Linked DNA regions of Homo sapiens: region 2 is linked to region 1. Evidence: read pairs that join two places in POLR2A ChIA-PET (ENCODE). Cell type or tissue: K562. All regions are shown on one strand. Links, peaks and the distances in the headings refer to the core of each region. The heading gives the core; the rest is flanking DNA.

What was found. ChIA-PET counts read pairs that join two places held together with the same protein. Peaks named below come from ENCODE experiments on the same cell type or tissue, not always from the same donor. Only the 100,000 strongest peaks of a DNase experiment are listed, where the experiment ranks them.
Region 2: POLR2A ChIA-PET joins it to region 1 with 6 read pairs; 1 of 35 experiments calls an interaction of 5 or more read pairs at or near these places.

What each region holds. Positions count from the first base shown.
Region 1 is chr9:130,972,289-130,984,628 of GRCh38, forward strand. No RefSeq gene overlaps it. Among named protein-coding and RNA genes, the nearest start is that of LAMC3, 31 kb to the right of the region's middle. RefSeq lists an enhancer at 9,196-9,716. In K562, for the core only: no CTCF peak of the experiment used is centred there; DNase peaks (open chromatin) are centred at 4,110, 4,375, 5,710, 6,554 and 8 weaker places; H3K27me3 peaks cover 7,748 bases.
Region 2 is chr9:130,315,368-130,327,707 of GRCh38, forward strand. HMCN2 (hemicentin 2) reads left to right here. Exons shown (of 98, transcript NM_001291815.2): 16 at 4,128-4,328; 17 at 4,989-5,084; 18 at 5,409-5,536; 19 at 6,420-6,564; 20 at 10,228-10,340; 21 at 10,444-10,603; 22 at 11,943-12,108. Among named protein-coding and RNA genes, the nearest start is that of HMCN2, 56 kb to the left of the region's middle. In K562, for the core only: a CTCF peak has its summit at 5,430; DNase peaks (open chromatin) are centred at 5,524 and 5,894; H3K27me3 peaks cover 5,461 bases.

The DNA of each region.
Region 1 (12,340 bases), core at 1,983-9,982:
CTCTTTCTCTGTGTGTCTGCCTGTGTCTCTCTGCGCCCTCTGTCTCTGTGCTGTGACTCTGTGTCTCTGTCCCCTCTGTCTCTGTGCTGTGACTCTGTGTCTCTGTCCCCTCTGTCTCTGTGCTGTGTCTCTGTGTCTTTCTGCTCCCACTGTCTCTGTGTCTCTCTGCCCCCTCTGTCTCTGTGTCTCTGTCCCCTCTGTCTCTGTGCTGTGTCTCTGTGTCTCTCTGCCCCCTCTGTCTCTGTGCTCTGTCTGTGTCTCTGTCCCTCTGTCTCTGTGTCTCTCTGCTCCCTCTGTCTCTGTGCTCTGTCTCTGTCCCTCTGTCTCTGTGTCTCTGTCCCTCTGTCTCTGTGTCTCTGTCCCTCTGTCTGTCTCTGCTGTTATCTCTGTATTGCTCCAGGTCTCTCTGATCTCTCCCTCTCTCCTTCCCTTCAGTGGAATCGATCTCCGAGCTTATTAAGCCCCATTCTTTCTCAGAACATTTGCCTTTGAAATCTCAGCAGATGGGCTGGGGCCTTGGCTGGTACCTCAGGCTGCCCCAGCCACACAGCCCACTGAGGGCCCAACCAGAGGAGGCTACCCAGTTATGCCCACTTCCCATTCGTGAGATGCCAGCCCTGCCTTCTCTGACGTCTCTGCCAGCCTCTGGGACAGCGACCAGCAGTAAGTGGGTCCTGCCTTTGCAGTAGGAGGAGATGGTGTGAGGGAACAGTCACCAAGGGTCACTGAGCCCACCCCCAGCAGCCAGGGCCCTGTGTGCTATTTGCCCAGGCCTAAACTCCCTTGTGGCTGTGCTGTGTGGAAGGGATTAACCTGGTTCTGTGGGCACCCAGAGGGTAAACTAAGGCAATCGAGCACCAGGTCCATGGAGGCGAACACAGGGTGACCTTTCTCTGCAGGTGCAGCCGTCCACCTGCAGGTGAGCTCTGCTCCCTGCCTCCCGCAGCCTGGCCCCAGACTCCCAAATACCCTCCGGCTGTTTAAATGACCCTCCAGCAGACCTCGGAGGCTGGGGCGTAACGGTCGCCATCATTGTCTGTTTGGGTGGCCCCTGAGCAACTCAAAGTCTCCGGCTCCACCTTCTAGAGCCAAGGACAGGTGGTGGGCTGAGCAGGGCTGGGTATGGACCCTGCCACCTCCCGGGTGGGACAGGAGGGCCAGAGCAGAATGCTTCCCTTCCCTGATCCACGTCCGCCTCTAGCTGTAAGACAAAGCCCAGACTCCATCCTAGGGGCTGCCGGTGCCCACCCCTCCAGCCGGTGCCACACTCCCCTGTCCCCCTGGGTACCAGCCACCCTGGTCTTCTTCAGCTCACTGAACACAAACGCCCTGCCTCTGTCTTTCGTCCCGGGCTTTGCGCAAGCTGCTCCCTCTGCCTGGAACACCCCCCTCTGCCTTGTATCGCAGCTCACCCCGGTTCAATCCTCAGGGCCAGTCTTCTCTGACCGCCGGCCTCCTGCCCCAGCTGTCATGGGTGCCTCTCAGTGCACAGCCTGTACCTCCCATCACAGCTCATGGCACGAAACGGTCCTCTTGCTAGTCTGCCCCTGTGGGCGGTGGTGGCTGGAGTTGCGTCTGCATGCTGCCTGGTAGTGTTCCCCTCCCCCTGCCTCCGGCTGGCCCCGAGTGGGTACCCGTTGATGAAGAGGTGAAAATGTTCCCAAAGCTCATCACAGGGGGTTCTGGGGGATCCGCCAAGGGAGCTGCAATTCTTTTCTGAGCCGTGCAGTCACCTGCAGCCTCACAGTTGATCTCATGGTCATCCCTGCGCAGCTCTGTCCCCGGAGGAGGCAGTAAGTGGGGCCACAGAGGACAGACCTGATTCCCAGTGTCTCTAGGAGCCTCTGCCAGGCGGGAGGCACACAGAACTCCCCGGGGGCCGTGGGAATGAGGCCGATGCGACGCCTACCCAGGTGCAATCCCCACCCAGGCCATGGACCCTGCAATTCTGGCTGCTCCCCACACCTTCCCAATCCCTCTCATTCCTCTCCAACCTCAGGGACTTCTGCTCATCCATAGCTAATGACGGCAAGAGGATCACAGGCTTGGAAACACGGCAAGGAGTTCAATAGAAAAATGAGCACCAGGCTGGGTGCAGTGGCTCACGCCTGTAATCCCAACACTTTGGGAGGCTGAGGTGGGTGGATCACTTGAGGTCAGGAGTTCGAGACCAGTCTGGCCAACACGGTGAAACCCTGTCTCTACTAAAAATACAAAAAATTAGCTGGGCTTGGTGGTGGGTGCCTGTAATCCCAGCTACTCGGGAGCTGAGGCAGGAGAATCGCTTGAACCCGGGATGCAGAGGTTGCAGTGAGCCGAGATTGTGCCACTGCACTCCAGCCTGGGCAACAGAGGGAGACTCTGTCCACCTCAGGTGAGCTCTGCTCAAAAAAAAAAAAAAGAAAGAAAGAAAGAAAAACAAGCAACAGGGGTCTGGAAGCACCAAGCCCCTCCCTGAGCTCAGGGAGAAGACAGAATGGTCACCAAATGGCCCATCAATTTATCTCCCCCCAGATACCACTGTTCAGCGCCCCTGCCCAGCTCCAGACAGCCTGGTAGGACACCTGGGACTTTTCCCTAGGTGAGGTCACCATCTGCGGTGGGGACAACCTTTAATGACGTCACACCTGCAGCAGGTACCTCCACCCTGAGAGTGCATACAGGTGAGTGGCTTTTACAGATGTGAAAGTCTCCATCGTCAATGCCCCTCAGGTCCTTCTGACTGTGTGAGAGAAAGTCTCCACTGAGAGCTAACCTGTATTTCAGAACACTTGCCCACTGCTGGAGGGGGCGTAAATTAGTTCAGCTATTATGGAAAGCAGTGTAGGAAGACCTCAAAGAACCTAAAACAGAATTACAGTTCGACTCAGCAATCCCATTATTGGGTATATACCCAAAGGAATATAAATCATTCTACCATAAAGATGCATGCATGTACATGTTCATTACATCACTATTCACACAAGCAAAGACATAGATTTAACCACGATGCCCATCAATAGTGGACCGGATAAAGAAAACGTGGTACATATACACCACAGAATACTATGCAGCCATGAAAAAGAACAAGGTCATGTCCTTTGCAGCAACATGGATTGAGCTGGTGGCCATTATCCTAAGCAAACTAAGTGCAGGGACAGAAAACCAAATACCGTGTATTCTCACTTGTAAGTGGGAGCTAAACAACAAGAATACATGGACATAAGGAGGGGAACAACACACACGGGGGCCTACTCAAGGGTGGGGATTGGGAGGAGGGAAAGGATTAAAAAATACCTACTGGGTACTATGCTTATTACTGGGGTGATCAAACTGTCGGTACACCAAACCCCCGTGACACGCAGTTTATCCATATAACAAACCTGCACATGTACCCTTGAATCTAAAATAAGTTTTTTTAAAAAAAGCTAACTCGTTTTTAATTAATTAATTAATTATTTGAGATGGGGTCTCATTCTGTTGCCTAGGCTGGAGTGCTGTGACACGATCTCGGCTCACTGCAACCTCCGCCTCCCAGGTTCAAGTGATTCTCCTGCCTCAGCCTCTTGAGTAGCTGGGACTATAGGCACGTGCCACCATGCCCTGCTAAATTTCTATTTTTAGTAGAGACGGGGTTTAGCCATGTTGGCCAGGCTGGTCTCGAACTCCTGACCTCAGGTGATCTGCCCACCTTGGCCTCTCTAAATGCTGGGATTACAGGCGTAAGCCACCGCACCTGGCCTAATTTAATTTTATAGTGACCAATGGCCCGTGACACAGCCCTCAGGAGATCCTGAGAACATGTGCCCTCCAACTCATGTTTTAACACCTTGAATCTCAGGGTCAGCAGTCCCTGCCTGGGTGTGCAGGTCCACAGGGCAGGGCTGGGAGGCCAAGGTCATGACCGTAACAGCTGAAGACTCTGGACATGGACTCTGAATCCTCATGGCAGCTCTTGGAGGTGGGCATCATTTTATGCCCATTCTGCAGAGGAGAAAACAGAGGCTTCCACCAAGATGTTCAGTGACTCTCCAAGGTCACACAGCTAGCAGGAGGGACTGGAACGGGGTCTCTCTGGCTCCAAAGCTCACGGTCTTTCTGACGGGTGACACTGCACCATTGTGGGGTCCACGCTCCAGGGCTTGAGGCCTGACTCTTAGGAATGAGTGACTCTGTGTATGAACCTCAGAGAGCACAGACCCTAAGCACAGGGATCTCAGGTGCAGCCAGGCCTGTGAGCAGGACGGACAGTGAATTCACACACGGTGCCGCCCTCTGAAGGGCAGTGGCTTATCCATGAGAGGTCATCACCTGGGTGCAGTTCCCTGAGGGGTGGCTGGGTCTGTGTCCTGGACAGAGAAATTCAAATACATTTTCCCTGACTCATGGCCACTCATGGTATCAAGCAATGTAAAGCCTTCATTTACTCACTCACTCATTCATTCTGTGAATACAGTTGTCCCTGGATATCGATGTGGGATTGGTTCCAGGACCCCTGTGGATACCAAAATCCACGGATACTCTAGGCTCTTCTACAAAATGGCATAGCATTTGCACATAACCTACACACATCCTCCCGTGTACTTTAAATCATCTGTAGATTACTTATAATACCTAATGCAATGTAAGTGCTATGTAAATAGTTGTTACATTGTATTGTTTAGGGGAATAATGACAAGAAAAAAGTCTCTACATATTCAGTACAGGTACAAACCTTTTTAAAAAATATTTTCAATCCGAGGTTGGTTGAATCCACAGATGCAGAACCCATGGATATGAAGGGCCGACTGTATTCACTGAAGACCTCCTTTGGGCCAGGTGCTGGGCGAGGCCCCTGGGATACAAAATAATAAGGCAAATCCCCCGGCATGAGGCTGCTGTCCTAGTGGGAGAGATGAGCCTTGAACAGGGAAATAACAGCAAGCTTAACACACGAGGGCTGGGGCTGGTCAGGGGCTGCAGCATCTGGGGCAGGTGTGAGGGGAGGCGGGGTTCACACGCACACACAGGCATGCATGCATGCGCACATACATGCACACGCGCGCGCACACACACACACACACACACACACACACACACACAGAGTTCGTGGCTGGACCCCCGCGGCAGTAGCCTCTTAGGTGTCTGAGATGAGGTCCGAAGCTGAGGTGTGAATGAGCTGGGCTAAAATTGCAGGGAAGAGTGTTCCGGGCAGCAGGAACAGCCTTGCGAGGCCTGCAACAGAATGAGCACGGTGTCTGAGGGACTGAAAGAGCCAGTGTGGCTGGAGCATCTGGCCCAAAATGAAGAGTGCTGCGAGTGAGGTGGAGAGGCCCGCGGCGGCCAAAGCAGGCGGACCTGGCGAGCCACGCCAGGGCTCTTTCACCAGGGGCGCTTCGGAGCCAGCAACAGGCGTTGGACAGGAGACGGTGTAAGCCGACGCACATTTGGGAAAGATGGACTGGCTCCTGGATGGACAGTGGATTTGTAGGGAGTAGTGGAGGGAGGAGGAGTCCTCGGAAAGACCAGGGCAGCCACCCCAAGGCCCGGAGGTGTGAGGCTGAGCGCACGGGGGAGAGCAGAGGGCTCTGGGAGAGGCCTAGGTGTCGCTTGAGGGGACGTGTTGACAGATTGGCCTTTTGAAAAAGTCAGCTGGCCCCAGGGATGGAAGGAAGCTGGTGCCAGGAGGTGGTATAGGGGCTGGGTCCAACTCTGGCAGCCTGAGCTGGGTGAAGAGACTTGCCCTGTGTCCCAGCTGCCCCATTTCCAAGCAGCATGACCTCAGAAAGGTCGCTTTGCGCGTCTGGCCCTGACTGTGTGCTTATCTGTTAAATGCTCGATCGGCACGAGAGGATGGGTAACAACCCCCGAATCTCACGGCCTGGAAAGCGCAAGTTTGTTCTTCTCTCACACGGTACACCCATCCCCCACGGGCTCTGGAAACCAGGCTGACAGGAGCCAGAACACGTGGAGGGAGAGCCAGGGGTTCCCACATTTTTTTTTTTTTTTTTTGAAACAGAGTCTCACTCTGTAGCCCAGGCTGGAGTGCAGCGGTACCATCTCAGCTCACTGCAACCTCCGCCTCCTGAGTTAAAGCAATTCTCCTGCCTCAGCCTCCCGAGTAGCTGGGACTACAGGCAGGTGCCACCACGCCCGGCTAATTTTTTGTATTTTTGGTAGAGATGGGATTTCACCGTGTTAGCCCGGAGGGTCTCGATCTCCTGACCTCGTGATCCACCCGCCTCGGCCTCCCAAAGTGCTGGGATTACAGGCATGAGCCACCGCACCCAGCTAATTGGTTCCCACACCTGAACGCAGCCCACATCCCTCCCTGTCTGGATTCCTTGGCTGGAGGGAGCCATAGGGCCACACCTCACTCCAAGGGGGACAGGCAGCGAGAGCCACCGGACATGGGTTCAGTGACGTCCACTTCACAGGGTGCTGTGCAGAGTGCGGTCAGTGAGGTGCTGCGGGAAGAGATGACTGTGCAGAGTTGATGCTCGGTACAGGGCAGAAAGGATGATCCCAGGAACGCATCGCTGGACCCGCCTCCCCTTCCTGGACATCTCCCCAAAGGGGAGTGTGATCTGAGTCCGTGTTCCCCAAACCTCCATCACCTGCCAGACCCATGGGCCAATAAGAATCAGTCACAGAGGCTGGGCGCGGTGGCTCACGCCTGTAATCCCAGCACTTTGGGAGGCCAAGGCGGGCGGATCACGAGGTCAGGAGATCGAGACCATCCTGGCTAACACAGTGAAACCCCGTCTCTACTAAAAATACAAAAAATTAGCCGGGCGTGGTGGCGGGTGCCTGTAGTCTCAGCTACTCGGGAGGCTGAGGCAGGAGAATGGTGTGTACCTGGTAGGCGGAGCTTGCAGTGAGCTGAGATCGTGCCACTGCACTCCAACCTGGGTGACAAAGCGAGACTCCGTCTCAAAAAAAAAAAAAAAAAAAAAAAAGAATCAGTCACAGAATGGTTTTGTTTTATTTTATTATCTTATTTTATTTTGTTTTGTCTTGTTTTGTTTTATTTTTTGAGACCGAGTCTTACTCCATCACCCAGGCTGGAGTACAATGGCATGTTCTCCGCTCACTGCAACCTCTGCTTCCCGGGTTCAAGTGATCCTCATTCCTCAGCCTCCTGAGGAGCTGGGATTACAGGCGTGTGCCACCACGCCCGGCCAATTTTTGTATTTTTAGTAGAGTTGAGGTTTCACCATGTTGACCAGGCTGGTCTTGAACTCCTGACCTCAAGTGATCTACCCGCTTCAGCCTCCCAAATTGCTGGGATTACAGGCTTGAGCCGCTGTGCCCAGCCAGAATCGTTTTCTTTAAATCAACTCACTTTTTGTTTAGCATTTGTTTGTGGTGTCACCGAAAGAGAAGGGCCCTAATTCAGGAATGTCTAATTGTTCCTCTGTGCACAGGGACTTCTCCGAGTTTGCAGAGCCAAGCGTGTATATATCTAAGGCTGCCCCCATGTTACTCCAGCCCAGAGTCCCACTGCATAAATAATACATGAGACGCGCTGTCTATATTTTCCATGGCGAGGCTGTGGATTAGAGCATGATACGATACATGGTATAATAAAAGCAGACGATCTATGCTGGTGTCATTTCAGCGCCTAGAACATGGCTCTTCGCTTCCAAGCAGAGAGCAGGGATTGGAGAGGAAGGGCAGGCTCTGAGTGAGGACAGAGAGCTGGCCCTGGCGGGGCAGGCTGGGGCAGTGGGAAACGTCCCAAGTGGTCAGAGCTAGGTTTGAACCCTGGCTCTGCCACTTGCGAGGTGTGTGACTTGCAAGTCAAGTACGAGGAGGACCTTTGGTGTCCCTGCCAGGTCCCCCTTGAGTCCCCTCTGTGAGCACTGCCTCCGTTCCGCCAGCATCTCAAGGCTTGGCTTTGCAGCCATTGACTGGTGCCGGGTGCAAAAGCCCAGCTCCTGGCCTTGGGATGAGGCAAAGCTGAGGGTGCACTCTATGCTCCAGTGCACCTCGTGGGAGCAGGCTGAGCTCAGCCCTCTCTTAAACCCACCCTATTGCTGTCTCCCTCTTCCCTTTCCTGCCTCCCTCACTCCTTACCAGCTTCTCCTTCGAGCTCTTCTTTCATGAAATCGCTTGCCCTGAAATCCTAGACTAGGGTCTCCTCCTGGAAATACCCCTCTAAATAGCAAGGGACTTCGCCCCTGTGCGCCTCACTTATCTCATCTGTGAAATGGATATAACATTCCCTCCAGCATGCAGTTGGCACAAAGGGCCTCAGCATAGGGCCGTGCACATATCAACTGCCTAAGAAACGAATCTCTTCTGATTCATATGCAACACACAGGAACCTTGTCATGGTGCTGCTGAGGAATGAAGCATTGCCCCTGGGCAGCGGGGGGTGTCCTGGGAGCCCTGCACAGTGGTACGGAGGAAGCAGCTTTAGAAAACATATGTAGCCCCTCCCGGGCCCATCCACCTGCTCCTCATTAGAGACGTTCTCATCCTTAGCTCTCAGCGTACAGCACAGCCCCCTCGACGGTCAAGCAGGGTTGGTGCTTTGGGGGACAGTCAGTTACGAGACCAGGTTTGGCCTCTCACGTCGTCACTTCCTCAAGATGCGGCCTAGGTACGCGGGGGCCTGGGTTAGAGCACGTGGATGTTTGACTGCAAAGTCATGTCTATTACGGGGGGGTGGGCGTGCAGATGGGGGTCTCTTCACAGAGAAGGCAGAGCCGATAGGCTGGCAGAGCAAAGAATGTTGAGCAGAGGCAACCTGGACCCTCCTGCCCATCCTGGGCCACCCACCTCTCGGGCCACATCCTTAAAAGAGAAGCAACTTGAATGAATAATGGATCAATGGCGGACGTGCTCTTGCCTGAGAGCGGGCAGGGCAAGCTTCTCTTCTGTATCCTTTTGAGTACAAGGGAGATGATTTTGCAATTCTGCAAGCCACTTAAAAAAAGAAAAGGAAAGAGAAAAAAAGAGGAAGCTGCCCTGCCCTCCCGACCACTGCCCACAGTTCTTTGGGTGAAGGTCTTGGTTAAGCTGGGGCTAGACCTCCCCACCCCAGGCATGGTAATGGCAACACCATCCATTTGGATGGGGGCATCCGCTAGAGCTAAGGGCTTTGCAGCAATACATCATTTAACCAATCCAGAAGGTTGCAATTATCTTCCCATTACTGATGAGGAAAAGGAAGTGACCACCTGGGAAGCAGAGGAGACTCATGGCCTCCCCCGGCTGAGCTCTAACCACCGAACCATCAGGCCCACCTCGCAGGAGCCTCTCCCACTTCCCCTCAGGGCCACAGATCCACTGGGTCCTTGCAAGAGCTGTCCCTGGCCTGGGATGGGGTTTGTAACCTGAGGACTTTCCCCATGGGGTACAGGTGTGGGGGAGACCCCTTCCCCTGCTGCACCCCAGGGGCCTGGCTTCCCCAGCACCCCCTACCTCACTCAGCCACGTCTCAAACCTGGGATTGAGGTTTCCTGCAGAAAAGAATCCTCAAAGCTGCCTTTGGTCCTTATTAAGTCAGCAACCCCCCTCCATGGAAGGAGGGTGCTGGGTAAGTTCCCTGCTCCTCTCCCGCCCTCTCCTCACCGCACCTTTCATCACAGGGAAAAATCCCAGGAGGGCCAGCGTCAGCTCAGCCTGAGTTACCAAGACAACGGCCTCTGCCCACTCGCCATGCGGCTTCTCCACCTCCCTGCGGCCCCCGCCCTCCACTCAGGGCCAGCGAGGCTCAGGCAGGTGCCCCCGCCACGGGGCTGTCAGCCTGGGTTGCAGGCCATGGCTTTCATCTGTGAGACTCTGCCTTCGAAGTGGATTGCATTCTCTCAGGTTCCAGGTGGTGAGATAATTGAGGAGGGAGTGACGAGGAGATGGAATGGAATCGTCTCCACTGTGGAAAAAGCTCTTGTCACGCTGCCTCCTCCTGCCGCCTGGTCTGGCCAAGCCCATTGTGGGCGACCAGGGCCCTGGGGAAGGACAGCACAGGGACCAAGACCAGGAGGCTGAGGAGTGAGACTGGCTGGGTACAAAGCCCAGCTCCACTGTTCTTAAGCTGTGTGACTTTGGGCAGGTTACTGGATCTCTCGGAGCCCTGGTACTGAATGGATGCTGATTACTGTCTCATGCGGCTGTTGCATTGGTGAAATAAGAGAGTGTGTGGGGCCGGGCACGGTGGCTCATGCCTGTAATCCCAGCACTTTGGGAGGCCAAGGTGGGTGGATCACCCGAGGTCAGGAGCTTGAGACCAGCCTGGCCAACACGGTGAAACATCATCTCTACTAAAAATACAAAAAATTAGCTGGGTGTGGTGGCGGGTGCCTGTAATCCCAGCTACTCATGAGGGTGAGGCAGGAGAATCGTCTGAACCCGGGAGGCAGAGGTTGCGGTGAGCCCAGGTCGCGCCATTGCACTCCAGCCTGGGCGACAAGAGCGAGACTTCGTCTCAAAAAAGAAAAAAAAAAAGAGTGTGTGGACAGCCTGGAGGCTGGCACCTAGGAAACACTCAGTACATAAACTGCCTGCCCTGGCCCCAGCCTCCTTTGGGCGGAGCTCAGGAGGACGCCACCGCGGAGAAGGGGACTGACATTTACGAGGAGCTCCCCGAGCACCAGGCCCCGCTTAGTGCTCACACCTGCGCTGCCCAGGAGGGCACGTGAAGGCCCTGTCCATGGTTTGTTCGTTTCATGGGTGACACTAGAGGGAGGAGCACCTTGCCAACATTGCTGGGTAGGTAAGGCCAGGCGGCTGCCTCCTCCACCAGGCCTGTGTGATCCTGAAGCCCAGGCTCTTCCGCATAGCCGGCCTTCTTGGAGACATCGCTTGGTTTCTGCAGCAGCTGGATGAAGAGCCTGCGGTTGGCAAAAGCAGGAAGACTGGGGCATCCCTGTGGCCCCTCGGCCCTCGCAGCAGCTCCTGCTTCCCAGGGCCACCCTCTGCTCTGAGCCTCTTCCTGGGCAGTAGTCGTGTTTTCCCAACCCCTGTCCTTCGGGTGACCTCAGAACTGTCACAAAAGCCCCGGGAGAGACAGAGAATCCAATCACCAGTCATTAGGTGTCCTCTATAGAGTCTGCCCTGATGGAGAGGAGGACTATGAAAAGAGATCACAGCAGAATGAGTCAGTAAACTGATTAGCTGAATCCAATCAAATTTGGAAGGCCCTGGGTGGGGGGCTTCAGACTGGCGTGAGCAGACAGAGAATGAGGGGCTGAGGATGCATCCGGCTGGCCAGTAGCCCCGTCGTGCTCCATGTCCCATGAGGCAGTGGGCAGGAATGTAGGCAACTCAGTCAGGCCACACTGGCCGAAGACATTCTGCCAGCTGAGAAGGCGGCCCTCAAATCACCAGGTGTGGCAAAGTCCCTTCCACAGTAGCAAGCATCTTTCAGCCCCAAAATGTTTAGAATTAAGTATAGATGTGTTTAAGAGAATCAAAACAATAATAATAGTATTTTTGTCTCAAAAGTTTTCCTAACTTTACAGGCCGGACACGGTGTCTCACGCCTGTAATCCCAGCACTTTGGGAGGCCGAGGCAGGCGGATCACTTGAGGCCGGGAGTTCGAGACCAGCCTGGCCAACACAGTGAAACCTCGTCTCTACTAAAAACACGAAAATTAGCTGGGCGTGGTGGCACACACCTGTAATCCCAGCTATTGGGGAGGCTGAGGCAGGAGAATCGCTTCAATCCTGGAGGCAGATGTTGCAGAGAGCCGAGATCGCACCACTGCACTCTAGCCTGGGTGACAGAGCGAGACTCTGTCTCATTAAAAAAAAAAAAAATAGTCCTCCTAACTTTACAAATGCTGAAACCACCCTCCACTCACGCTGCGTTGTTTCAGCATTTGTAAAGTTAGGAAGACTTTTGCCGATTAAAGGACAAGGTCAGCCTCACGATTCTGACTTAAAATGTGAAACTGAGCACGTGGCTTAGACTTGAGACTTGAAGCTGCGCTCTGAGAAACTTTGGAAACAGTGCTGGAATTCACCACATCTGTAATTCAATGTGTTAGACGCACAAAAGATGTGCTTCAGTCTGTAGCGAGGCTGGTTTCTCAGTTGGGCCGTGGAAGTACTTACAAAGGAAACTGAATCGATTAAGTTTATTTATGCAGTTCAAAATGTTTCAAGGAGCTCCATGAACTGGTTTTGTAAATGGGACCAAACAGTAAGGAAATGGTCCTTAGAAGGGATTGTTCTGATGTGCTGGATTTTAAATAGAATAAGTAACATGTGTAAAGTGAACTTAAAAGCTTAAGAAAGAAGAACATTTTTGAATGCGTAACATTCATGAAACAAATGTTAATGTTTAAAATCAAAGCCATTGTCTGAGTAATCTTTTCTGTGCACTAGAGCCACCCCAGAGAACAGCAAGCCACTGACAAAGATACATCCC
Region 2 (12,340 bases), core at 1,982-9,981, 660 kb before region 1:
CCCTCCCCTCCCTTCCTTTCCTTCCCCTCTCTTCCCTCTGTCCCTATGCACCAATTATATGCCAAGCTTGGAGGGATGGCCCTGCCTGTTGCTGGCCAGATCCTTGTACCCCAGGGCTGGGTGGCACTAGGGTTCTCTACAAATGTGAGCCAAGTGAGTTGGGGGTTGAGGCTGGAGGCAGCAGCCACACTGGGCTGGTAGGGCATCTGAGCCTTTCCATCGCCTGGACTCTGCCCTGCCATCCTCGGGAGCCAGGGACAGTATCCTGGTCAGCTCAGGTTGCCATGATGAAATACCATAGACCAGGGAGCTTAAACAGTAGACACTCCTCACAGCTCTGGAGGCTGGAAGCCGACCATCAGGCTGCTGGCCTGGCTGGGTTCTGCCAGGGTTCTCTTCCTGGCTGGCAGCCTCTGCCTTCTCTCAGGTCCTCTCGTGGCCTTTCCTTGGGACCTATGGGTGGAGAGAGGAAGGACGCTCCCTGGCATCTCTTCTTAAAAGGACACTAATCCCCATGGTAGGGGCCTCACTCTCATGACTTACCCAACCTCCATCACCTCTCAGAAGCCCCATCTCCAATACCATCACACTGGGGCTCAGGCTTCAACATATGGGTTTGTGGGGGACACAGTTCAGCCCGTAGCAGACAGGGCTCAGGCAGGCAAAGCCACGGTCCAGCCTGTGCCCTGGGAAGTCCCCTCTGCTGCACCACCGAGGGTGGTTCAGAGGCAGCGTGAAAGGCAGGGAGAGCAGCCAGGGGCCACTGCCATGACTGAACTCAGTGAGAAGTGGATGGAATGAGGCCGAGGAGGACTTGCCACCCCGTCACTGCCAGGAGTGCGACAAAGGAAGCAGCGTCAGGGACTGTACCCTGCGGTGGTGGGTGGTGCTGAGCCGGGAGGCACTGTGTTGAGGGCTGGGGAGTTGTGGAGGTGTCTAGGGGCAGATGGACACAGGGGTAGGGAGCTCAGTGGAAGGTCTGGGCTGGAGAAAGATGGGGGTGGGGGTGCTGCCCTGGGCGTGGCTGAAGTCCCAGATGTGTGGGTGGGGGAGGGAGGCAGAGCAGGAAAAAAAGGACGGGGCACCCCTGCAGGCGGCAGCCCCTCCTGTCCCCTCGCCCCATCCCAGGCTGGTGGCAGGCCCCTTTCACCAGGCACATTTCCGGGTGTTCTAGGCTCCCCCACTTAGAGCCCCATCCCCACAAACAGGCAGCTGCAGCCGTCAGCTGACAAGAGGCTCCTCCAGGAGTCTCCAGAGCTGCTGACAACATCACCTGTCTCTGGATGCTTGTAGCTCCCGCCCCAGAAAACTGACTGTGGCTAAGGCAGAAAGGGTCATTCCTGTGGAGCCACGGTGGCCATGGAACCAGCTCGCTGTCCTCCCTGGGTCACAGCAGAGGGTCACCTGGGAGTCTGTGTGAGGAGGGGCCTGGGAGCCAGAAAGCAGAGATAAGGCCCTGGGCAGAGCACTGGGCTGGGAATCCGGCCTCTCCCCTGACCTCAGCAGGACGTGGGGCCTCAGCCTCCCACATGTACAATGAGGGGCAGACCAGAGGGCCTTCAGCTCTGGCCTATGAGGGTCCTGGGCTCCTGCCTTATTTGGGGGGCTCCAGGTTAGCAGGGGGAGGGATGGCTGCACAGACCCATGGAGTCACAGTTGTCTGCGTGGGTCCAGGGCACAGCAATGAGTCTGGGATTTGGCTCTCTTGCAAGAAGATGGAGGGGGTGAGTGCAGCTCTGGCTGGGGCAGCCACCAGGTGCTGAGGGGGAAGCAGGGGTGGGGTGGTTGAGAGCCTGGGCTTTAGCATTGGACAGACCAGGGCTCTGATCTTAGCCCTGCCACTGGCTTCAAGCTGTGACCTTGGGCAGGTTCCTTCATCTCTCCGACTTTTAGTTTCCTCATCTGTGAGATGGGGATTGTGATGATATCCACTTATGAGTTCATTGAGCCATGAGTGAAATTATGGTTACAATAAGTGCTCGTCTTCATGCCTGTCACTTAGGGATGCCAAATGGTACCCTTTACACTTGAGCCTCGAGGCTGCAGTGAGCTATGATTGTGCCACTGTGCTCCAGCCTAGATGATAGCGAGACCCCACCATCTCTCTCTCTCTCTCTCTCTCTCTCTCTCTCTCTCTCTTTTTTGTAGACAGAGTCTTGCTCTGTCACTCAGGCTGGAGTGCAGTGGTGCTATCTCGGCTCCCTCCAACCTCTGCCTCCTGGGTTCAAGCGATTCTCCTGCTTCAGCCTCCTGGGTAGCTGGGATTACAGGTGCCTAACACCATGCCTGGCTAATTTATATATATATTTTTTAGTAGAGACGGGGTTTCCCCATGTCGAACCTGGGAGGCAGAGGTCGCAGGGAGCCGAGATTGCGCCACTGCACTCCAGCCTGGGCGACAGAGCGAGACTCTGTCTCAAAACAAACAAACAAAAAAAACACAAACAAACCAGAGTCAGGAGACAAAGCAGCGCTGTTTGGGGCTAAGGAGGGCAGGGAATTGAAAGCGGTCTGGGAGGAGAGGAATCAGAGGCATTCTTGGAGTGGGAGGCTGCAGCTGGGCTCTGCGGCTGGGCTGGGTGCAGCTGGGGAAGGTAGGCTGTTGTGGTGTTCTGCTCCAGGTAGGTGAGGTATGGCAAAGCTGCACCCCTGGGGGCCAGGGCTCTGCAGGAACAGTGACCTTGTGTAGGGCGGGCCCAAGGAAAGGCTTTCTGGGATTCTGGGATGCTGGGATTCTGAGCTTCGGCGGCTGCCAGGCCCCAGTGAGAAAGGGTGGTGTCTGAGGTTGGGTCCAAGACAGTCTTCCTACTCGCAGTAATTTTCCAACTTGTGTTTATATCTGCCTGGAACTTCCCTAATCCCTGAGGCCAGGAGGGAAATTTGATGTCATGATTTGGATGGATGAAGGGTATTTCTGGAGACAGATGGAAAGAACAAAGAGGTAGAGGCTTTTCCATGGTATCAGACTCAAAGGGTTAAAATAAAAAGGCCAGGGACTTCCCTGCTGCAGGGGCCTGGGACAAGGACCTGAGGATGGTGCCCAGAGGCTGCCGAGGGAAGGACCTGGACCCACTTGGCTCGGACTGGCTCCTGGCCTGCTGAAGGAGAGACAGGATCTTGAGTTTCTGTTTTGGGAAATAACTTCTTTTTTTCTTCTCCTGATTATAAAAGTCAAATGATGCTTAGGAAAATGATTTGGAAGAAACACTGCAAGCTATTAACAGTGGTTACCTTAGGGAAGGGCGTGGGATTTGGGGTGTGTGGAGCAAGAATTAGGGGAATCTCTGCCCTTTGTGTATTATTAGAATGTCTTATAACTCCTGGTTTCCAGGACAGCCCTTGTTTAGCCAGTCGTCCTGGGGTCACTATTAATGCAACCCCTATTCACTCTTGAGTGGCCCAGTTCAGACCCTAATGTATAAGGTCACGTTATTTATAACAAGCAAGTTTTAATTCTGTCTGCTCTTTCCAAAAAAGTTCAGCCAACAGGGCAAGCTCTAGAGAAGAGGGTGAAGAAGACCTATAATCCCCCCCGACGCTGGCTGTTTGCGGGGGCGGCAATAGAAGGGGCTGTGGAAATGGCAGCTGAGTCCCGCCAGGCCCCCCAGGCCATGCTCCCCTCCACAGAAGTGGGCCTGGCTTAGGCCAGGGGCTTAAGCATCAGAGGGGAGCTCAGGACACCTCCAAGAGAAAGCCTCTCTGGCCCAGGAGGAGGCGAGGGGTAGGGGAGGGTAGGCAGGGGTAGAAATGAAGGCTCACCCTCAGCTCCTATGTCAGCGGGTCACAATCAGACTGAGAAACACTCCTTAGAGCCCCTTGGAGGGGCTTCCTGGGAGGTGTCACAGCCAGGAGTGGGCATGCTGCTCCCTCCCCTGCACCTCTGGGGTAAAGCCAGGCCCCTGAGACCCCACGCACCATCCCACGAGTCACTCCCTCTGCCTCATCCCAAGAGCTCTCCAGGGGTGGATGCCACTCAGCACAGGTTGACCCTGGAGCCCTGGACAGGAGTCGAGCCCTAGGTTCACAAGGGCAATAGTACAGGAGGAGGAGAGGGAGGCAGTTCCTTGGGGACCTGCCGCTGAGCAGGTCCAGCCTCCGGGCATGGTTGACTGGTCACCTCCCTGCAGATGCGCCCCAGCTGACGGAGCTGCCCCGGGATGTCACTGTGGAACTGGGGAGGAGTGCCCTCTTGGCATGCCGGGCAACAGGCCGCCCGCCCCCGACGGTCACCTGGCGCCGCGGAGATGGCCAGCCTCTGGGACTCAGGCTGGGGGCCGGGCGAGGCAGTAGGTCTCGGCAGCCGGATTCGGGAGTGCTGTTCTTTGAAAGTAAGAGATTGGGGCTGGTGGGGGGTGGGCAGGGAGACAGGATGGCCTCTGACACCCTAAACCCCAGGCCAGGTGGCCGAGAGCAGGACCCTGACCGCCAGCACTGACCATAGAGCAGAGGCTGATACGCGGTCACACTTTGGCTGGGTGGCTCTGGCCAAGTCATTCCACTACTCTGACCCTGTTCATAATCACGACCATGAAATCTACTACCCACCTGGCTGATTAGCAGCCACTTTATGGGGCTGTTGTGTGGATAATCTGTACAAAGTGCTTAGCACAGTTCTTGCCACATGCTGTCACACACATATAAGCTACTATGATTACCATAATTACTACTGCGCCTACCCTACCACCCACTCTTTACTACACGCCAGGCCCAAGGGCGGGCACTTTGTCAACCCTGCCCCATCACACTACTACAAGGTACAGGCCAATTACCCCCATTCCACAGATGAGCAAACTGAGGCTTTCTCACCTTCCAAGGTCCAGCGGTGTCCCTCACCCCTTCCCTCTCTACCATCCCAGCCTTCCCTCCTGAACCTCTGTAAGGCCAGGCCATGCCAAGGGGCTGTCTCTGCACCTGGGGAGCTGGAGCCCATGGGGGCTGCAGCTGTGGTGTGCCTTGGCAGTCACACCTGCCTCTCTCGTGCCCCTCAGGTGTGGCCCCAGAAGACCAGGCCCCATATGTCTGTGAAGCTCGAAACGTCTTTGGGAAGGTCCAGGCTGAGGCCCGGCTCATCGTCACTGGTCACGGTTCGCTGGTGGATCTGAGGGCCGTGGGAGGTGGGAGGTGGGAGGCAGGTGCTCCCCGGGGGCACAGCAAGGCCGTGGGCGCCTCCAGGGAGCCTCTCCTGGCCCATCTGTTGGAACAAACGAATCCACAGCCAAATTCTCCAAGAGCAGCACCTGTGCCCCTGCGTCCTGGACAATGTCCTGGGGGTCCTGTGACCCTTTAGGATCCCCAATTCTGATGCATCTCTCAGTTCCCTGGGGAGGGAGAGGGGAGCAGGAGCCTCTGTCCCCCAGACAACCACCCAGGGCACCTATTGTGGCTGACACCGGCTCCTCTCCCCACAGCCCCGCCACAGATCGCCAGCAGCGCCCCCACCGTCCGGGTCCTGGAGGGGCAGCCCGTGTCCCTGCCCTGCATCGTCCTAGCTGGGCGGCCCCTCCCGGAAAGGCACTGGCTCAAGGACGGCCGGCCCGTGAGTGTCGGGCTCCTCTGGGTGCGGTGGGCGGTGGCACCTGGGGAAGAAGGAGGCTGTCACAGCCACGTCTCTATCTCTGCTTGGCTGTTTCCCCGCCTGGGAGTGTCCTCTTCCTTCCACCCTCTTTTTGGCCCCATTTCAGAACCTTCTCTGATAATGCACTGATGGTGTTTGTTGCCCTCTAAAGTCCCGCCGGCTGTCAGATGGGTCATGGCTGCTGGACCCCTGGGAGCTCTGCAGGGCAATCGTGTGCCTCAGGAGTGCTGTGAGCCAGGGAGCAGGGATTTAGTGGAGGCCCAGTCTCAATGCAGTGGTCTCCCCGGTTCTTATGATTCCAGAGCAGGGATGTGAGCTGTGCGGTTTCCTATCTGCCCCAGACACCGGCGCGCGCTGAACGCACAGTGGTTGCCTTATCAACCAGTTCACGTCCATTTGATTTTCTTGGTGTTCTTCTGTTTGCCCTCTCCTATTGACTCTTTCATTACCTCTTCCCTTTCCTCAATTCTTCTGCCTGGTCTCAGACACACCAGGTCCCTGTGTCCTGCAGGCTGCAAAGAGGTGCCTTCCCAACTCTGCATTCCCAGGAGAGACTCTCGTGGGCCCAGCTTGGGTCAGGCTCACCCTGGTCCAGTTGGCCGAGGGAGAGGTGGGGTCAGGGTATGTAGGGGTCAGGCCCACCCAGCCCTGCAGGGTCTCTGGAGGGCTTGACTGGGCACTCGGGAAGGACTCACAGAGCTCCTCAGCCTTCTCTGAGCCCCCGGGCTCTCAGTCCTGGCTGCTCCCTACTGGCCTGATGAGCAGCATAGTTTCCCGAGGGTTCTTTCTCAGCTGCCTCTGAGTGAGGCCCAAGGCTAAGCTGGTGCTTCCTCACCCCCACCAGCTCCCACCTGGCAGCCGGCATTCCATCCGAGCAGACGGCAGCCTCCACCTTGACCGAGCATTGCAGGAGCACGCGGGGAGGTACAGCTGTGTGGCCACCAACACGGCCGGCTCTCAGCACCGGGACGTGGAGCTGGTGGTCCAGGGTGAGTCCTGGGGTCTCGGAGGTGGTGGTCGTGGGGCAGGGAACATGATGGGGTGGGGGAATGTGCAGAGGTAACTTGATCTTGAATGCATTTGCTTTAAAAAATCGTGCAAATCATATATATTCTCTGTGGGAAAATTAGGGATTTGACAAGTTAAAAAAATACTCTCATAATACCAGTAGCTAAGAATAACCAGATTTTGCATTTTGGCATGTATCTTTTCATACTCTATACACACACACTCTCTATATGTATATCACACACACCTATGTGTAGTATATATATACACTATGTATACATAGAATATATATTCTTTATACATTTTACATACAGATTCTTTGTATGTTCTTATAAATTACATAAAAATTATCTATCATCTATCTATCTAATCTATCTATCTATCTATCTATCCATCTATCTATCTATCTATCCATCTGTCTATCTATCTATCTATCCATCTAATCTATCTACCTGTTTACAAACCTATTTAAAAACCAAATAGGATCACATGCTGTCATTGTCTTGGCACCTAAGTGTTTCCATGACAAGGTGTTATGGCTGTTCTGTTTTCTGTCAATTAAGATTCAGAGGCATCAGTTTAATAAGGGGATGATCATGTCCCCTGATTATCTAATTACCTGATTATCTGTACTCCCCCCGCCCAACCGCATCCCCCACACCCCGGGTATGAACAGCCTCGTACCTACACATTGTAGGTGACCACGTACCTACGTGACCAATTCTTTCCTTAGGATAAACCCATTAATGTGGATTAAGTTTTGCATCACAGAGATTGTACGTTTTTGGAATTTTTAGTGTCTTGCCCAACTGCTCTCCTGCCCACAGCACTGGGTTCTTTTATTCACCCAACTGGAACCACTGTGCTTTTTAATGTAAGATGAGACATTTCAAATTAAATTTGGTTGTATTTTGTGATTTACCAAGTATGTTAATATCGTCTTTTTTCTTGTTTGTTTCATAAAGCCCCCAAGGGATTAGTGGGAAGAACGCGCGTTCCCCATTTTATAGGGGAGTGCAAAGTTCAGAAGGGCTGGGTTGAGCGCTCAGGTGCAATTCTAGGTGCCATCCCCTCATAATTCCAGATCCAAATCGCCATCCAGGGTGGAGTGTGTACCACATGCCAGGCATCTGCTAGTTTCTATATATGATTCCACTCAGTTTCACCCCCTAACTTCCCACTGTGCCCTCACAGCCGCTTCTGTGGGGCTAACATGAACAGGCTCAGTCTCTCTTGGCTCAGTTCATTTCTATTCAGCAAATATTTATGGGCCTCTGCTGGCTGTGGCGACCTGGGAGTCCAGAAGTCCATTTTCCTCCCTAAAGGAGCTCCAAGTGCTAGCGTGAGAGCCCCTGGCTTCTGGATTCCTCTCCTGGCTTCTCCATGCCTAGTTACCCCTCTCTCGCTCCCCTTAGAGACCCCGTGTTCAAGCCTGCGAATCTGAGTGGTGCCCAGGGTGGGTGTGACACCTGTTTTTAAGCTCACTGTGTTCTGCAAACACTGCTCATCTATCCATTCCAGAAGGGACGACCAGGGAACTGGGGTTAAATTAGCTTTTGTGCTGATCAGGGAATATGGGTACCAAAAGATTAAGTGGCTTATCCAGAGCCCCAGAGCAATGAATCAGCGCAGCTGGTTCCCAAGCACATGCTGCCTTCTGTATGGGGAAGACAAAAAAACTGACGATGGCAGGCAGTGGTGGCTCAGGGATTGTTCCAGTTTTATTCTCCCATTGAAAGCTTTTTTTTTTTTTATTTTACTTATTTATTTCTGAGACGCAGTCACTCTGTTGCCCAGGCTGGAGTGCAGTGGCATGATCTTGGCTCACTGCCACCTCCACTTCCCGGGTTCAAGCGATTCTCCTGCCTCAGCCTCCTGAGTAGCTGGGATTACAGGCATGTGCCACCATGCCCGGCTAATTTTTGTATTTTTAGTAGAGACGAGTTTCACCATGTTGGCCAGGCTGGTCTCAAACTCCTGACCTCAGGTGATCCACCTGCCTCAGCCTCCCCAAGTGCTGGGATTACAGGCATGAGCCACCGTGCCTGGCCTGAAAGCTTTTAAAATTGTCAAATATACATAACATAACGTGTATCATTTGACGATGTTTAGGTGTGCAGTGGTGTTGGTACATTCACATTTCACACTATCACCGCTATCCATCTCCAGGACTTTCTCATCATCCTAAACTGAAACTCTGTCCTCATTAAACATTAGCTCCCCATTCCCGTCTCCCCTCAGCCCCCTGGGAGCCACCCTTCTGCCTCCTATCTCTATGAACTTGCGTATCTAGGGACTTCATAGAAGTGGAATCTTACAGTATTTGTCCTCCTATGTCTGTGATTTCACTTAGCATGTTTTTAAGGTTCATCCATGGTGTAGCATGTGTCAGAATTTTATTCCTTTTAAAAAAACAGACTGGACTTTTAAGAGCAGTTTAAGTTTATAGAAAAACTCAGCGGAAGGTACAGAGATTTCCCACATAACCCTGGCTCCCGCCACGCGCAGCCTTCTTCACTGTCAACATCCCCCACCAGGGCGGCCCGTTGTTAGCACTGAAGACACGTCATCATCACTCCAAATCCCATAGTTTACATTGGGGTTCCCTCTTGGTGGTGTTTATTTGTTTTATTTTTTATTTTTATTTTAGATGGGTTCCCTCTTAGTGGTTTTTTAATTTTTTATTTTTTTTGAGATGGAGTCTCACTCTATGGCCCAGGCTGGAGTGCAGTGGCGCAATCCCAGCTCACTGCAACCTCCACCTCCCGGGTTCAAGTAATTCTCCTGCCTCAGCCTCCTGGGTAGCTGGGACTGCAGGCGCCCGCCACTGTACCGGTCTAATTTTTGTATTTTTAGTAGAGACAGGGTTTCACCCTGTTGGCCAAGGTGGTCTCGAACTCCTGATCTCTGGTGATCCGCCCACCTTGGCCTCCAAAGTGCTGGGATTACAGGTGTGAGCCACTGCACCCAGCCTTGGTGTTGTTTATTTTGTGGGTTTGGACAAATGCAGTGACCCATCACTGCAATATCACCTGGAGTAGCTTCACTGCCCTAAAAATCCTCTGGGCTCTGCCTCTTCATCGCTTCCTCCCCCAACCTGGCAACCACTGATCTAGTTTTGTCTTTTCTTCTTCTTCTTCTTCTTCTTTTTTTTTTTTTTTGTAGACAAGAGTCTCACTATGTCTCCCAGGCTGAAGTACAGTTGTGCAATCTCTGCTCACTGCAACCTCCGCCTTCCAGTTCAAGCAATTCTCCTGCCTCAGCCTCCCGAGTAGCTGGGATTACAAGGCATGCACCACCATGCACAGCTAATTTTTGTATTTTTAGTAGAGGCGGAGTTTCACCAAGTTGGCCAGGCTGGTCTCGAACTCCTGACCTCAAGTGATTCTCCCGCCTCAGCCTCCCAAAGTGCTGGGATTACAGGCATGAGCCACCATGTCCGACTGCTTTGCCTTTTCCAGAATGTCATATAGCTGGAATTAATTGCCTTCCTTTTTAAGGATGAATACTCTTCTGTTGTGTGCACACACCGCATGCTGTGTGCCCATGCATCGCTGATGGACATTTGGGCTGTTTCTACCTTTTGGCCACTGTGAATGATGCTGCAATGAGCCTTGGCTTTGACATTGGTTTATTTATAACAGTGCCACCTAGAATCCATCCCACTGCCACCCACCATATCACCAATGAAGGGGTTGCGGCCTCTCTTCCCTGCGTCGCTTCAGGAGTTCCCGCCCCCACCATCACGTGGACCAAGGTAAGCAGTGCCTGTTACCGAGAGGATAACTGGAGAGGTAGGCCCAGTGTGTCATGGGGCGGAGGTGTGGGCTTCGCCGATGTCACCTGTGCCTCTGCCCTAGGAAACCAATGCCCTGACCTCCAGAGGTCCCCACTACAATGTGAGTAAGGAGGGCACCCTGCTCATCGCCCAGCCGTCTGCCCAGGACGCAGGGGCCTACGTCTGCACGGCCACCAACACCGTGGGCTTTTCTAGCCAGGAGATGCGACTTTCTGTCAACAGTGAGTGATGCCAACCCTGTCCTGGGAGAGGGGGCTCAGTGGCTGTGGAGACAGAGAGTCCCACGTCAGCCCTGTGGAGCCTGAGGCAGGGAAGCTGTTGCATCAGCAAGTCCTGCAAAGACACGTGGCTCTGCACAGGACCCGCGTCCCCAGCAGCCCTCTCCCCGCCTCTCTCTGCCCCAGACCCTCTGGTCTCCTTTCTGTTTCTGGAATGGTCCAACCTGCCTCAGGGCTTGTGCACATGTAGTTCCTTCTGCTTGGAATGCTGTTCCCCCACCTCTGGGCCCAGCTGACTGCTCCCATCTGTCAGATCTCAGCTCTCCCTGTTCCCCCAGGCTGGTCAAGTCACCTTGCTGTAAACTGTGGAATATCCCCTTCCTGGCACCCGTCACAGCTATGATTCAATAATTAATCACACAGTGAGCTTTTTGGTACCACTATTGCCAAAGGACCCTAAAGGCTGTGAAGATGGGGCGGGACCTGTCTCCTTCGCTGCCGTCCGCAGCATTCCCCATAGGGCTGGCGCTCAGTAAATACGTCTGGGAGGAGTGAGCAAATGTATAAGCCAGGCTTTTTCTCTCATAGACCCTTACAGTCAATATTTTTATATTGTAAAAAAAAAAAAATTCCTAATGGGGGAGCATTTCCTTTGAACTACAAATGTACGGGGAACACGGGAGGGCTAGATGGGTTTTGATGTCCCCAACTGGCTAGCTTCTTTCATTGTTGCTGCTCAGACAGGTAGCGAGTGCCTTCCTTGTATGAACTCCAAGGTAGAAAGGCGGAGGCGGGGAGCGGGGAGGAAGGAAGGGTACCATGCTGTTTCTGCCGACGAAGGGTCTTCAGCTTAAGGTGAGAGAGACGTGACATGCACAGATTGCCATCAATCCCTCACCAGGCTTCGAGAGGTCCAGAGGGAGGGTCTGTGCATTCTTTGGTGGCTGATATCATGGGAATAAGTGAATGAGCAAGGGGAGAAGGTAGAGAGAGAGGAGGAGTTCAGAGCCTTTCAGAATGTCCCTGGGGAAGGGACAGCAGGATGAAGAGAAGCCAGAGAAGGCACAGACCGTAGGGCAGGAGGGACCGGGTCAGGGTCCTCAGAGCAAGGTGGTGGTGGGGAGGTGGGTAGGGGAGGACTGAGTGAAAACCCTGGGACCTGAGTCCCACCTCCAATCTGGACTCCCCCCCTTCTGACAGCCATATCCACCTTCTGGACCTCCTGAAGGTCGAGGGTGCAGTACCGGCTCTGCCTCCTGGGGGAGCTGCCCCATGGCCCAGGGCGCTCATGGACCCTAGTCCCCTCTGCCCTGCTGACAGGCCCTGCTTACTCTCCCCGCAGCCAAACCCAGGATCCATATGAACGGGTCACGTAATGCAGATGTGCCTCTGCAAGTCACAGCGAAGGCTGGCGAAGAGGTGACCCTGGACTGCGAGGCCAAGGGCTCCCCACCCCCACTGGTCACCTGGACGAAGGACTCCCGCCCTGTACCGCCCATCACCAACAGGTAACCCCAGTCCCATGGCCTCAAGGGACAGAGCTTAGGGCTGGAGGGAAACCTGCCTCAGGTGACCAGTGACCCAGCGGGTGTCTTGGACCCTGCAGTCTCTCCCATAGGGTGCTGCTCCTGGGCTTCTGCACACAAGGCTGTTGTCCACAGGGCCCCAGAAGCCTGGAAGGGGCCTCTAGAGGGTGCCTGGAAGCCCAGGGTGAGACTCCCCATCTGAAATAACATGCAC